Regions from separate parts of the Homo sapiens genome. Here regions 2 and 3 are each linked to region 1. The links are chromatin contacts, found by Hi-C or POLR2A ChIA-PET in ENCODE. All regions are on one chromosome and are shown on one strand. The core of a region is the stretch at or near the end of the contact, and the rest is flanking DNA. Distances in the headings are between cores, read along the strand shown.

The links. A loop is a pair of places that touch in the nucleus more often than their neighbours do. ChIA-PET counts read pairs that join two places held with the same protein, here RNA polymerase II (POLR2A). Pooled maps may share reads with other maps.
Region 2: a loop to region 1 is called in a map of B cell, with 38 times the contacts of the local background. The contact joins the promoter of WBP4 here to the enhancer-like site in region 1. A Hi-C loop is called at or near these places in 1 of 168 maps with a recorded cell type or tissue (B cell) and 5 of 50 pooled maps. POLR2A ChIA-PET finds 5 or more read pairs at or near these places in 1 of 52 experiments (MCF 10A).
Region 3: a loop to region 1 is called in a map with no recorded cell type, with 3 times the contacts of the local background. The contact joins two enhancer-like sites. A Hi-C loop is called at or near these places in 1 of 37 single-sample maps with no recorded cell type and 3 of 50 pooled maps. POLR2A ChIA-PET finds 5 or more read pairs at or near these places in 1 of 52 experiments (activated CD4-positive, alpha-beta T cell).

The regions. Positions count from the first base shown.
Region 1 is chr13:42,375,696-42,379,472 of GRCh38, forward strand. No RefSeq gene overlaps it. Among named protein-coding and RNA genes, the nearest start is that of LINC02341, 47 kb to the right of the region's middle. RefSeq lists an enhancer at 2,314-2,393. Within about 2 kb of position 2,121, at least 5 of the 41 ENCODE cell types and tissues checked have a DNase peak (open chromatin) inside an H3K27ac peak, as active enhancers do; they include B cell, where a contact is called at or near this core.
Region 2 is chr13:41,059,436-41,063,613 of GRCh38, forward strand. It overlaps WBP4 (WW domain binding protein 4), which reads left to right and starts at 2,074. Exons shown (of 10, transcript NM_007187.5): 1 at 2,074-2,240; 2 at 3,209-3,281. The coding sequence starts at 2,239. TRE-TTC1-2 (tRNA-Glu (anticodon TTC) 1-2) reads right to left here and starts at 1,374; the gene lies at 1,303-1,374. It also overlaps a transcript of ELF1 not described here. RefSeq lists a silencer at 689-868.
Region 3 is chr13:40,984,195-40,987,873 of GRCh38, forward strand. The region is part of intron 1 of ELF1 (E74 like ETS transcription factor 1); the gene reads right to left. Among named protein-coding and RNA genes, the nearest start is that of ELF1, 33 kb to the right of the region's middle. RefSeq lists enhancers at 199-268, 688-967. Within about 2 kb of position 1,942, at least 4 of the 41 ENCODE cell types and tissues checked have a DNase peak (open chromatin) inside an H3K27ac peak, as active enhancers do.

The DNA of each region.
Region 1 (3,777 bases), core at 871-3,370:
ATTAGTCTTGATTTCATCAAAAGCAATGATTACCTAAAGGAATATTGACATTCTACAGAACTATGTCCTTCTTGCATTTTTGTAGTTGTCATGGGAAATTAAGATCAGATCAGAGTCATAGCTTATAGTATAGGAAATATATGGTTCAAAAACAGCACAAGGTATTTGATGTGGTCACCAGATAACCTTGAATTGTAGACCCTTGCCAAACACTGCAGAAATGCTTTGGGCTGGAGTGTTCTTGCTTCACAGACTTCTTCATTTTATGATTGCCAGAGTCATTGAAAATAAATTTTGGATTGTGCTAAAGGGAAATAACAAAGATACTATCTGGGATCAGTCTCTCAGATTTGACAGACAATTTCATGCTTTTAATTGATTCCAATCTTTGCAAAAAAGTGGAACGAAGTAATAGACAAAAATTAACAACAAAGATGCCAGAAGTGACTATCATTGCATGAAACTTTTGCTGTGTTGTTTGCAAATTGCGTTCCAGTACTATATTCTCATTTGTTGAAAGATATTAGAAAAGAATCCAATCCCCAAGCTTTGTAAAGATTTTGATGTTGTGGCATATAGTAATCGTATTCATTTCCCCCTTTATCCTTTTTGTATTATAATCTTCCAAGTTCTAATTGGGCACACAAACTCCTTTTCCTGGGGTAACTTAAGCTAGATATGTGATTAAATTCTGGCCAATGGGATGTGAGTTGCAACTTCTTGCTAATACCCTTTAAAAAGAAACTGATTGCTCTGTACTCTCTTTTACCCTTCCTTTGGGGCAGAATAAAGAGGAGGTGCTGCAGATAAGAGCAACATTCTAGGGAATGTTGCTAGGGCAACAAGTGGAAACACTTGGAAAAGTGTATTTGGCTCTATAGAAATTAGATTTAATTTTTTTTAAAAACAGAAGATGATCCTGGGTCCCTGGAGGACCTCATGGAGCAGAGTCAGCTTCTTGGCCTTGCCTTACCCACAACCTATGTGCTCCTCTGTTAAAAGGAAATATTTTTCCATTCTGCTTGAGGCACTGTGTTTTGTGTAACTTTGCTACAGCAACTTGGGCTATGCCCTAATACTAGATGTGTTCTAAATTTTCCACACTTGCTGTTTTCCCATTGGATGAAGGGCTTGTGAGACACAGCATATGTTAAAAAAAAAAAAAAGACTTCTCTATTACTCTTTTTCAAGGTGGCAGACAAAGTTCAAATTCACATTATAGGCTCTTTTAGTATATTACATGTCCTCAGCACTGGTACTTGGTTCCCTCCCTCCCTCCCTTCCTTCCCTCCTTCCTTTTTTCCTTCCTTCCCCTCCTTCCTTCCTCCCCCCACCCCCTTTGTCTTTCTTTCTTGAGACAGGGTCTAGCTCTGTTGCCCAGGCTGGAATACAGTACGTCCCATCCTTGCTCACTGCAGCCTCGAACATCTGTGCTCAATGAATCCTCCTGCCTTAGTCTCCTGAGTAGCTAGGACTGTAGGAGCATGCCACCATGCCAAGCTAATTTTCTATTTTTGTAGAAATTGGGTCTTACTATGTTGCCCAAGCCGGTTTTGAACTCCCTGCTCTTGACCTCCCAAAGAGTTGGGATTACACACGTGAGTCACTGTGCCTAGCCAGTACTCAATTTCATTTTGAAAGTTGTATTTCTGTTTTATTTTTGTTAAATGGAATTAAAATGTCTGTGCAGTGTCTATCATAACCTAGTACAAAAGCAATAAAACTATTGTAAGCACTAAGCAATGTGGTCATTATTGACTTCTTTTTCTAGCAAAGGAAAGAGATAGGAAAATGGCTTTTGCATGGGGAATTTAATGTGTCACAGAAAATGATATAGAAGATAATGTAAATTGTGATGATGTGAACGCGGAGTAGTTTGTGTCGAGCATGATGGCCAATGGCAGCTAACTATGCCCTTCTGGAAACAGATGCACCCCTTTGCGTATATCAAATCTCCAAGCTGCACTGCACCAAAAGAACCCTGGGCACCATGTTACTTAGCTGGAAGGAAATGGGGAAGCTGTGGGAACCCCTATAAAACTCCCTCTGACATATTTAGCCTGTGGCTTGTGGGTATTCACTCAAACTCCAGGAGTGTGGGTTACCTTTAGTCAAATCTGAAGGAGTTTTGCATCTGTCACCCAATGCAGAGCTGAAGGAGAGGGAGCAGGTGTGAAATACAACCCAGACTTCCTTTTTAGTCCCAGTGGGGGTACATTTTTGTCTCACTGTTACCCTTGGTAACTCTGGGATGGTAAATAGTGAGATGAGTAATTCAGAAAGTGGAAACGGAAAGTGTTACTATATCTGCTACGAAGCTTTGCATCAGAAAAGTACTTCCTTTGCTTCTAAAGAGACTTGAAGAGTTTTGGGCTTCTTCTTCTTCTCTCTAGGTAGCTTTTTATTATCTCATGTTATAGTTACTTACATAAACGTATTGCTGGGAATTCTAGTAGCACAGGGATTATAGGAGTTTCCTGTGATTTAACTAAATCACTGGTGTCTTCAATACCATGTCCATGCTTCCCCCACAAACATCAGAGAAAATGACTTCTTGGCATGGGAAGTTTATGAGTCCAGAAATAATCTATATTTAGTATTTTTGGCATGGAGCCCTCCATAATCTGGCTCCAGGCTGCCTTATTCCTAGGCTCTGCCTCTTCCCTCCGTGTGATATCATATCAGATGGCAGAGGCAATGGAACCATCAGACTAGATTGTGGTTTTGGGCCACAAAGCATGACCCATCAGTCTTTCAGATTCTTAGTAGATGGGATGACCCCATGAGCTTTACCACCATAATTTTATTTTTACACCCATGAAAGTCATGGGCACTAGTTGGTGAGATCCAGAGGCCAATCCTGAGGTCCTGAGATGGTTCTCCAGGAGGGAGGTGCGTAGGAAGTGAGAGGTCACACTGTCTTCTCACACTAACCTCAGCCTCAGGGTGTGAGGCCAGCTTCAGAGGGGAGACCACAGTTCTGGGGCCCAGCCGTTTCAGCCACTGCCTTCTTGCCTTCTTTACTAAGGTCGTTAACAAGCATACTCATTAGTGGCAATTTCCCTGGTGGTTTTTGTGATGTGGGATTTGTTTGCTATGAAATGGCTGAATCCGCAAATCATTTAAAATAGTCAATCCTACTGGAGATAGAAATAACTCCTTGCCTGTGTTGATCCTAGCTAGTGACCAGTGTCCAGGAGGTGAAATCTTGGGAAGAGAGGCCTGGGCTTCTGACTCAGCAGAAACCACCGTCTTGACATTTTTAGTCTTTTCTTTGGTCTTGTCCTACTATAGAGACTTCTTTCTACAGGCCAGATTTGACAAAATAGCCCTACCAAATCATAATCAGAGGTGCACCAGCCACCCTCCCCCAATAAATTTGGCCTTATTTCTTGTTACCCTGATGATGCTCAGGATTCATAATACATATCTCTAAGGAATCTCCAGATTTGTATAATACTTGAAACAGAATATCCAAGAAGAGGAGAAAAAGAAATGGCTACAATAGATCAGTCCTCCACCAGGAGTGGCTTGAATCTCAGGGGAGGTTTGACAATGTCTGGAGACATTTTTGGTTTTCACAACAATGGGAAGGGGGTTTGTACCACTGGTGTCTAGTGGGAGGTCCCAGGAAGCTGCTAAATGTCTTACAACATGCAGGACAGTCCTCTACAACAAAGAACTATTCAGTCCAAAATGTCAATAAGGCTGAAACCCTGAAATAGAGGAAGACAAAGAGGTCTTCATATATCCTGCAGTTTAAGAAATGGGTTTTAA
Region 2 (4,178 bases), core at 824-3,323, 1.3 Mb before region 1:
TTTCTTTTTAACAAGGTAAGCCTAATTAATCCTTAATCACGCAGATCACATTAACAAATTTACTGTGCAGTTAAAGCTACAAAATAGTCTGGGAACACACATACTAACAACCAAAACATCTGCTTTCAGTAATGGCACTGACCAGAAACCCATCTACAAGAGTCACTTTTTCCTTCTTCGTTTGTTCCCAGAGGCCCAATAAACATTATAGCCGACCCTATTTTCTAATTTCAGCTTGCATTTAAGATAACGCTTTTGTTTCATTTACAGCTCACATGCTGCTGACACAGCTGTCCCTTCTTTGTAATAAACACAGGGCTTCTATATTTAAAAATACAGTGAAACTTTGTTTTAACGTCCCCTCCCCAGTCTCCAGCCAATTTTCTCTTTCCCAAGCCCCACCTCCACCCCAGGATGTTTTGCCGTTGTTTTAATCAATTTTTTTCTTTAAATCAACCGCGCTCAAAATGTTAGACCCTTTGGAAAGTCGATATACTTATTTAAAGCCATCTCATCAGAGTGGTATTTTTCTCCTCCATAGCTCGTGGTGTGTATTTTTAAAGGGAAAGAAAAAAGATTCTCGTTCCCAAAGGCCTTTTTTCGAGGGTACTTTCCGTGACTGCGACCAGCGCCCCTTAAGTCAAGTTGGGAAGACCTCGCAGGCCGGCCTCGCGCTTGCTCAGGCGCCGCGGGTGGAGACGCGAGCGCACACGCGGCGGAAAGGGGCGCCGGGCGGCTGCGCGGCCGGGAAAGCGCGTCCCCCCGGGAGGGCGCGGAAGGCACACTGTGTTCCGTGGGGCCTCGTAAATACCCTGCGGCCAGAGAACCACTAGAGCTACTGGTCCGGGCGCGGGCTCTGGGGCGCCCAGGGCAGGGGGGTCAGCCCGTCCTGCATAGGAAGAGTCGCAAGAGCGGCTGAAGAGGGTGTGGGCCGGACGGGGGCGCTGGGAGGAGATAACGCAAGGCCGGAGTTAATCATCACCTCCCGGGCGTCTGGAAAACTACGGGCCGGAGGGGCGGGGGAGCAGCCCAGGGGAAAGTGAAACTCCCTCAGGGCCCACCAGCCCCGTGAGCCGGAGGCGGGAGGGAGAAGGATCGGAAGCGCATTCGCTTCTCCAGCAGGCACGGCGTGGCACTCGAGGCTCCAAAAGCCGCAGCCCAGCTCCTGGCGCCACTAACTACAGTAATGCTTATTTTCTACAAACTCACCCAGACGGGGACAAGAAAGGAGCCAGAACACAAGATTTAAAAAGTCAGCCCTCCAAACCGATAGTTGCAAAAAAAAAGAAAAATAAGGAAGCGTTCCCATACCGGGAGTCGAACCCGGGCCACCTGGGTGAAAACCAGGAATCCTAACCGCTAGACCATATGGGAAGTGCTATGAGAAACTGCCGTGACCCACCTGACAAGCATAAGTGCCTCTGCCTCCTTCGCCGCACCTCTCGCCACCGCCGCCTCTGCGCTACTGAAGCTGCTGCTGCCGCCGCCGCCGCCGCCGCCGCCGCCGCCGCTGCTGCTGCCCACACGCTCCCGAGCTAGGGAACAAGCCCCATCCGAGCGCGTGGGCGTCGTAGGGGAGAGGAGGGGCGGGGCCGCTCCGCTGCAACAGCAAAGTTTGAGGCGAAGCCTAGCGACTCGCAGCGCCGGTCCCGCAGTTTCACCTCTTTTTTTTTTAACTCCGCCAGAGGACCCCGACCCACAGGTCCCGGTTGCTCCGCTGGTCAAAGTGCGTGCGGAGTAGTTGGCAAAGTTGAGAGCGGAGACGTCTCTGGGAACAGCTGTTTGCGTTCCGGGCGGAGGCGGCGCGCTGAGCTCCTTGGCCTTGAGCCAGCGAGCCTAGAAGGAGGATGGAGGTTTTGGGCCCCAGGGGAGGACACAGAGACGGCGGGATGGCGCAGGGACTTGAGGCTTGAGATCCCGTCCTTCAGCTCAGGTCCCGTCGCGCTTTTACCCCTTCCCGGTGACCTCAACCCCTTTATACCGACCCCACCTCTTTGGAGCCGGGAGTACCGCCCCTGTAGGGGGAGGGGAGAGGAGGCGATTTCGAACGCGGATTGGATCGTCTGGGCACCCGTAGTTGGGAACAGCGGAACGCTGGTCCCGGGGACTGAGTAAGGTGTCTGGATCGGAGGGAGGTTCGGGTGGGCATCGGGCGGCTGGAAGAGCTCGACTCGTCCCGCTGGGAAAGCGCGAGTCTGAGTGGAACCCTGGACGACTTGCAGAGCGGCTGGCGCAGTCATGTGAGTTGGGTCTCAGGCCCTGAACAACGAGGTGTTGTTTCTCTGGGCCGCCCTTTCTCGCCCGGGTCTTCCCCTCCTCTCCTCCCGCCCTTCGGCCGGGGGCGTGACAGACGCGTTCTTAACTCGCTCGGGACCGGCCCCAGACCTGCAGGGCCGGTTCTCAGGGCGGGGTAGAAATGTTACCCCGCTGAACGCCCTGGGGTATGGGGCACGGGCTCTAGGGGGAGGCCGGCGGCCGGTTCAGGGGGCTGGTTGGACGGCCGCGGGTGAAGCGACGCAGTGCTCTCTCTACGACGCTGTCGGGGGTCGCATGCACCCCTTGGGTTTCCGAAGCCCCTGAACCCTAGGGTATTGTGAAACTAGGGCTGGGCTGCGGCCTCCCCCGCCCACTGGAAGCGGCCAGCCCTGGATAGCGTAATGGTTTTTTTTTTTTTTTTTTTTTTTTTTTTGTCGGCCGTCTACGAAGTCCCATGGCTTTTCCAGTTCTCTCTTGCCTTGAGGCTCAAGAACAGTTTGTTTTAACTGAGAGTCTGGGAGGAACTACAGTTTTCCCCAGAGTAGTCTTGTACGTTGTTCTCTTGGTGGGAATAACTTGATTTAAGGCAAACTTTATGAGTTTCTTCAGGTTTCCATTACAGCAACCTCCCCCAAAGCCAGAAAGGATAAATGTTCTTCTAAGATGTTCCTTAGTTTTTCATAACGATGACGATAACAAGTGAGGAATTTTTGAAAGCCATTTTATTGAAGGGAGTTTTGTAATGAATCAGATACAGACTTTTTCTACTCCGCTGGCAACAGAATTTCAATTGACTGTGCTCCAACCAGATAAATAATAAAACGACTATACATAACAAGACAAGATTCAGTAGCAGGGGCATATATTTCAAACTTTAAAAACTGTAAAGCATGCAGAATTTAACCTTTTTTAAGTTTTACATGAGCTTAGCCTTGTTGTCTCTCTTTTTCAGGGCGGACTACTGGAAGTCACAGCCAAAGAAATTCTGTGATTACTGCAAGTGCTGGATAGCAGACAATAGGCCTGTATGATAATTCCGCTGTTAGAGATTCTAATAATAATTGTGTTGAATGAAGTGCTCCTTTTTGATGTAAACTCAGTTTACAAAGCACTTTTATGTACATTGCTCTTGCATTTTCAAAACATCAGAAGATTTCTGTCTTCTCAGTCCCCTATGAAAGCTGTGAGCCTTCTTCCTTTTCATCAACCTGACTTTGATTATATATTAAATTATTTCTCTGTGGCCTTTTGGGAAATGGGCAATGAGTTGGTCATATCATTCATGTTATGAAGCACCTATATTATAATGGTGGTGTTCATAATACTGTCATACCCAAAGAATTGTGGAAAGCCCTTAAAAAATAAAAGCAACATGTTTAGTTTTTCTTGTATATTTTGTGGTCTAGAAATAATCAAGTGTATTTAATGCAGAGCTGTGTATCTTTAGATGCTTAAATTTGAAAGAACACCATTATTTCCTTTCTCATGAAACAAAGTAACAACTCTGTTAGGTATGTTGTTAGTCTGTCTCATAGTTGAGATCCAGTTTTGAAGATGTAAAGCAAAAAGCACACCGCTGATTTTTCTCCCCTCTTGCATGTCAAAATACTATGTACATACCACATAAACACTAGGGTATCTGTTAAATATATTTTATGTTGATACCGTTTTTACTTGGCAAAGTTGGATGCACAAAGAATAGTAGTCTCATATTTTAACAATGCTGTGGATTTCTTCTGTAGACATTTATTTCCTGTTACCTGCAAGGTGTTTAGGATTTGGATTTTTTTTTGATGTTTTGGTCTTTTTGGATAGTTGCTAAAGTTCTTCACTATTTTACCTAGGCTATCCTTATAAATAAATACCATGAATTTTTAAAACCACACAGGTCACTTAAAGTCTCTCTTTCTTGGAGGTACCTA
Region 3 (3,679 bases), core at 692-3,191, 1.4 Mb before region 1:
TTCTTCTGTACCTCCCAAACCTGTGTGCCCACAGTGATGACAAAAAGGATTATATTGATGACAAATACTGTTTTAAATATCTTATCAGGCCAGGCATGGTGGCTTACACCTGTAACACCAGCATTTTAGCAGGCTGGTGGGGAAGGAGTCACTTGAGACTACACATTCAAGACCAACCGGGGCAACATAGCAAGACCTCGTCTTTACAAAAAATAAAAAATTAGTTGGCTGTGTTGGTGTGTGTGCATTTGTGATCCTAGCTACTCAGGAGGCTGAGGCAGGAGGATCACTTGAGCCCAGGAGTTCAAGGCCGTAGTGAGCCATGATTGCCACTGTACTCCAGCTTGCATTACAGAATGAGACTCTGTGTTCAATAAATAAATATCATTAGATATTTAAGCTATTTCTACAAATATCCTTTATTTAAAAAAGAATAACTGATATACTTCTGATAAAGAGGAAACTATTATCACAAGCTTGAAAAACGAGAGTAAGAAAACATAACCAGAATCAAGGGATGTTTGCTGATACAGAAGTTTCTCTGTAAAAGATTAGGTTCCAGAAGGCTATTTCAAAACCCATTTGTTCATAAATGCAAAATGACATTGTGCCAATGGCCAGTGTGAATACGTCTAGGTAAATTTAAGTTTCACTTTCTTTTCCACTGCTGTCATGTACCTTTTCGTACCAGCACTTCCACACTGCTACTGTGCTTTAACAGTTGTCTTTCAGAAATCTAAAAAATCAGGATAAGCAACCAACATACCCACACCTTATACATACTAACAACTAACAGTAATAAATCAAAACTGAAATGGCTCCCCACAATCACTAAGCCACTTATTGCAGCAGAAAAAGACACTTTTGCTCTGGCATGTAGCTTTTGCTTATTTCTATAGAGAAGTCCACAAACTGAAAATGTGTAAGCAAAGAAAAGCATTTTACTGGCTCAATCATGTCTTTGATTCTCTGTCATCTTTCCTGCTCCTCTTCCTCTCCCCTGTGTACTTATATACTCTTCTGCATCAAGGTGATTCTTGAGAATACATTTTCTGATACCTGATCCAGAGGGAGCACCTGTAGATATCAAAGATTCTTATAATCTTTGATTACAAAGCCCAGGTATCTTACAATTTTTTCAGTAACAGACAAGACTGAAGATCTAAATCAATGATTCCATTTTTAATTAGTAAATTGGGGTGGTCAAGTTCTCACGGTCTACAAGCAAAACAGAACTAAAACTAGAATTCTTGTTTCCTAAATCAGGACTCTCTCTAAAACTGTAATATACAGCTGGGCCTCTAAAATCCACCAAAGTCCTTTCTGCTATAACAGTTTATAACACAGATTAAGTAAACGCATATGTAAAAAATTTTTAAAATCTCCATCTCTAGGTTCAGCTTCTGAGCTCCAAATCCAGTCACTAAACTATAAGACAAGTCTACATCAGTGCCCCTTGAAGTCAGTGTGTAAAAAACATGTCCAAAACTAAATGCATCATCTAATTCCTCAAATACGGTCTTAGATGGAAAAAAAATATGGGCACTCGGATTAGAAAAAAGGCTTCTGTTCTAACCTAACAAATTGAAAGGTCCTCAGTAAATTTAAAACTTGTTTAAATTTACCCATCCTTAATTATCTATTATAGTCAGGAAGCACTCTGCTGTATTAATAGTTCTCAAACATGTTTTTTTCAAAGTGTCAGTCTTTATAAAGTAACAAGGAAAAACATAAGTGAAACTACTTCTTCATCACACAGACATAAGCGGTCAACTTATTTGCACAGTTTTCAGAGGGCATCCAGGCAGACATCTACCAGATAATAAAAAAATCTTAGGCTGGCTCAGATGTCTCTTAATTGGGTGAGGACCATATTCTTATTCTCCAAGGAGACATGCCACAGGAATACTTAGCAACAAGGTTCCTAACCTGTCATCCCCAAAATAAGCTTTGGAGTTAAAGTAAAATAGTAACACAAAGCAGTTCAGAGAACAGGCTCTGGAGTCAGACCGATTGGGTGCCAATCTTCTGCAGTGTGACAGAAGACTGGACAAGTTACTTGCTTGGTGTCTCAGTCCCCTCTTTCCATAAAATAGGTGTCAGTCTCAAGTCTCTTCCTTCTGTAAAACGGGTAAAGTAATACCAAAACCTAGAGCTGTTGTGTAGATGCAAAAATGCATGTGCAGAATACTTGGCACATAACATGCACTGAATTAACATTAGCTTCTTTAGCGCTGTAAGTATATGCAAGAAATATGTAACAGGTGCATGCTAGGTAACTAATAATTCCTTAAGGGTCATTTCTGTACTCCCTGGAAGTCTCTATTACCATAGCTATTTGCTAGACTCCAGAAAAAGAACATTATAGCCCATTGTCAACAAAACTGTAATTCTATTCCAGTGCTTCAAGGTTTGGCGTCTTTTTAACAAATCCTGCTGCTTCAAGGCGAGGACTTCACTCTGGCAAGCTTCCCTAACACAGAGTCCCATTATGCCTCATTCCAAACAAAATGACTTCACTGATGGTAAACACAAAACCCTCAGCCACACTACTAGCTACTACAACCACTTCAAATGGCTACTTGTTTAATTTATTATAGAAGATTTCAGGTACTAAAAAAAATATGATAGTCAAAATTGATCACTGATTGAATGTAAATTTAAGATTCCTTCAGAAAGGTTTTTAGACACAAGGATATTAAACCCACGAATTCATAAATATATTTTTAGAAAATCATTGCTCTTTTTTTTTTTTTTTTTTGAGTGGGAGTCTCACTGTCGCCCAGGCTGGAGTGCAGTGGCGCCATCTCGGCTCATTGCAAGCTCCGCCTCCCGGGTTCACGCCATTCTCCTGCCTCAGCCTCCTGAGTAGCTGGGACTACAGGCGCCCGCCACCACGCCCGGCTAATTTTTTGTATTTTTTAGTAGAGACGGGCTTTCACCGTGTTAGCCAGGATGGTCTCGATCTCCTGACCTTGTGATCCACCCGCCTCGGCCTCCCAAAATGCTGGGATTACAGGCGTGAGCCACAGCACCCGGCCGAAAATCACTGCTCTCCTTTTAAGTTACTATGGTACCAACTGTTTATGGTGAAAATTAATAAATAGTCCGGTGCCGTGGCTCACGCCTGTATCCCAGCACTTTGGGAGGCCGAGGCGGGTAGATTACCTGAGGTCAGGAGTTCGAGACCAGCCTGACCAACATGGTGAAACCCCGTCCCTACCAAAAACACAAAAAAAAAATTAGCTGGGCATGGTGGTGAGTGCCTGTAATCCCAGCTACTTGGGAGACTGAGGCAGGAGAATTGCTTGAACCCAGGAGGCAGAAGCTGTGGTAAGCCGAGGCACGCCACTATACTCTAGCCTGGGCAACAGAGCAAGACTCTGTCTCAAAAAAAAAAAAAAAAAAAAGAAAGAAAATTAATAAAGAGAATCAATCAAACAAAAAGGTTTTAGATCAGACAATTCTGGGATAAAGAAGGTGAAATATACCAGCTTAAAGCAATGACGTGGTTGAATGACTTCTCTAATGAAGTATGTAATTCAGACTGTGTCTGTTTATGTACATATGGCATGTTTGTAGGTTGGCAGTATCTAAAAAACTGGAATGCTACAGTAACTCTAGACACCAAGTAACTGAACAGAAAGAACTTTCACAAGATGTGGTAACCTAATAAAAG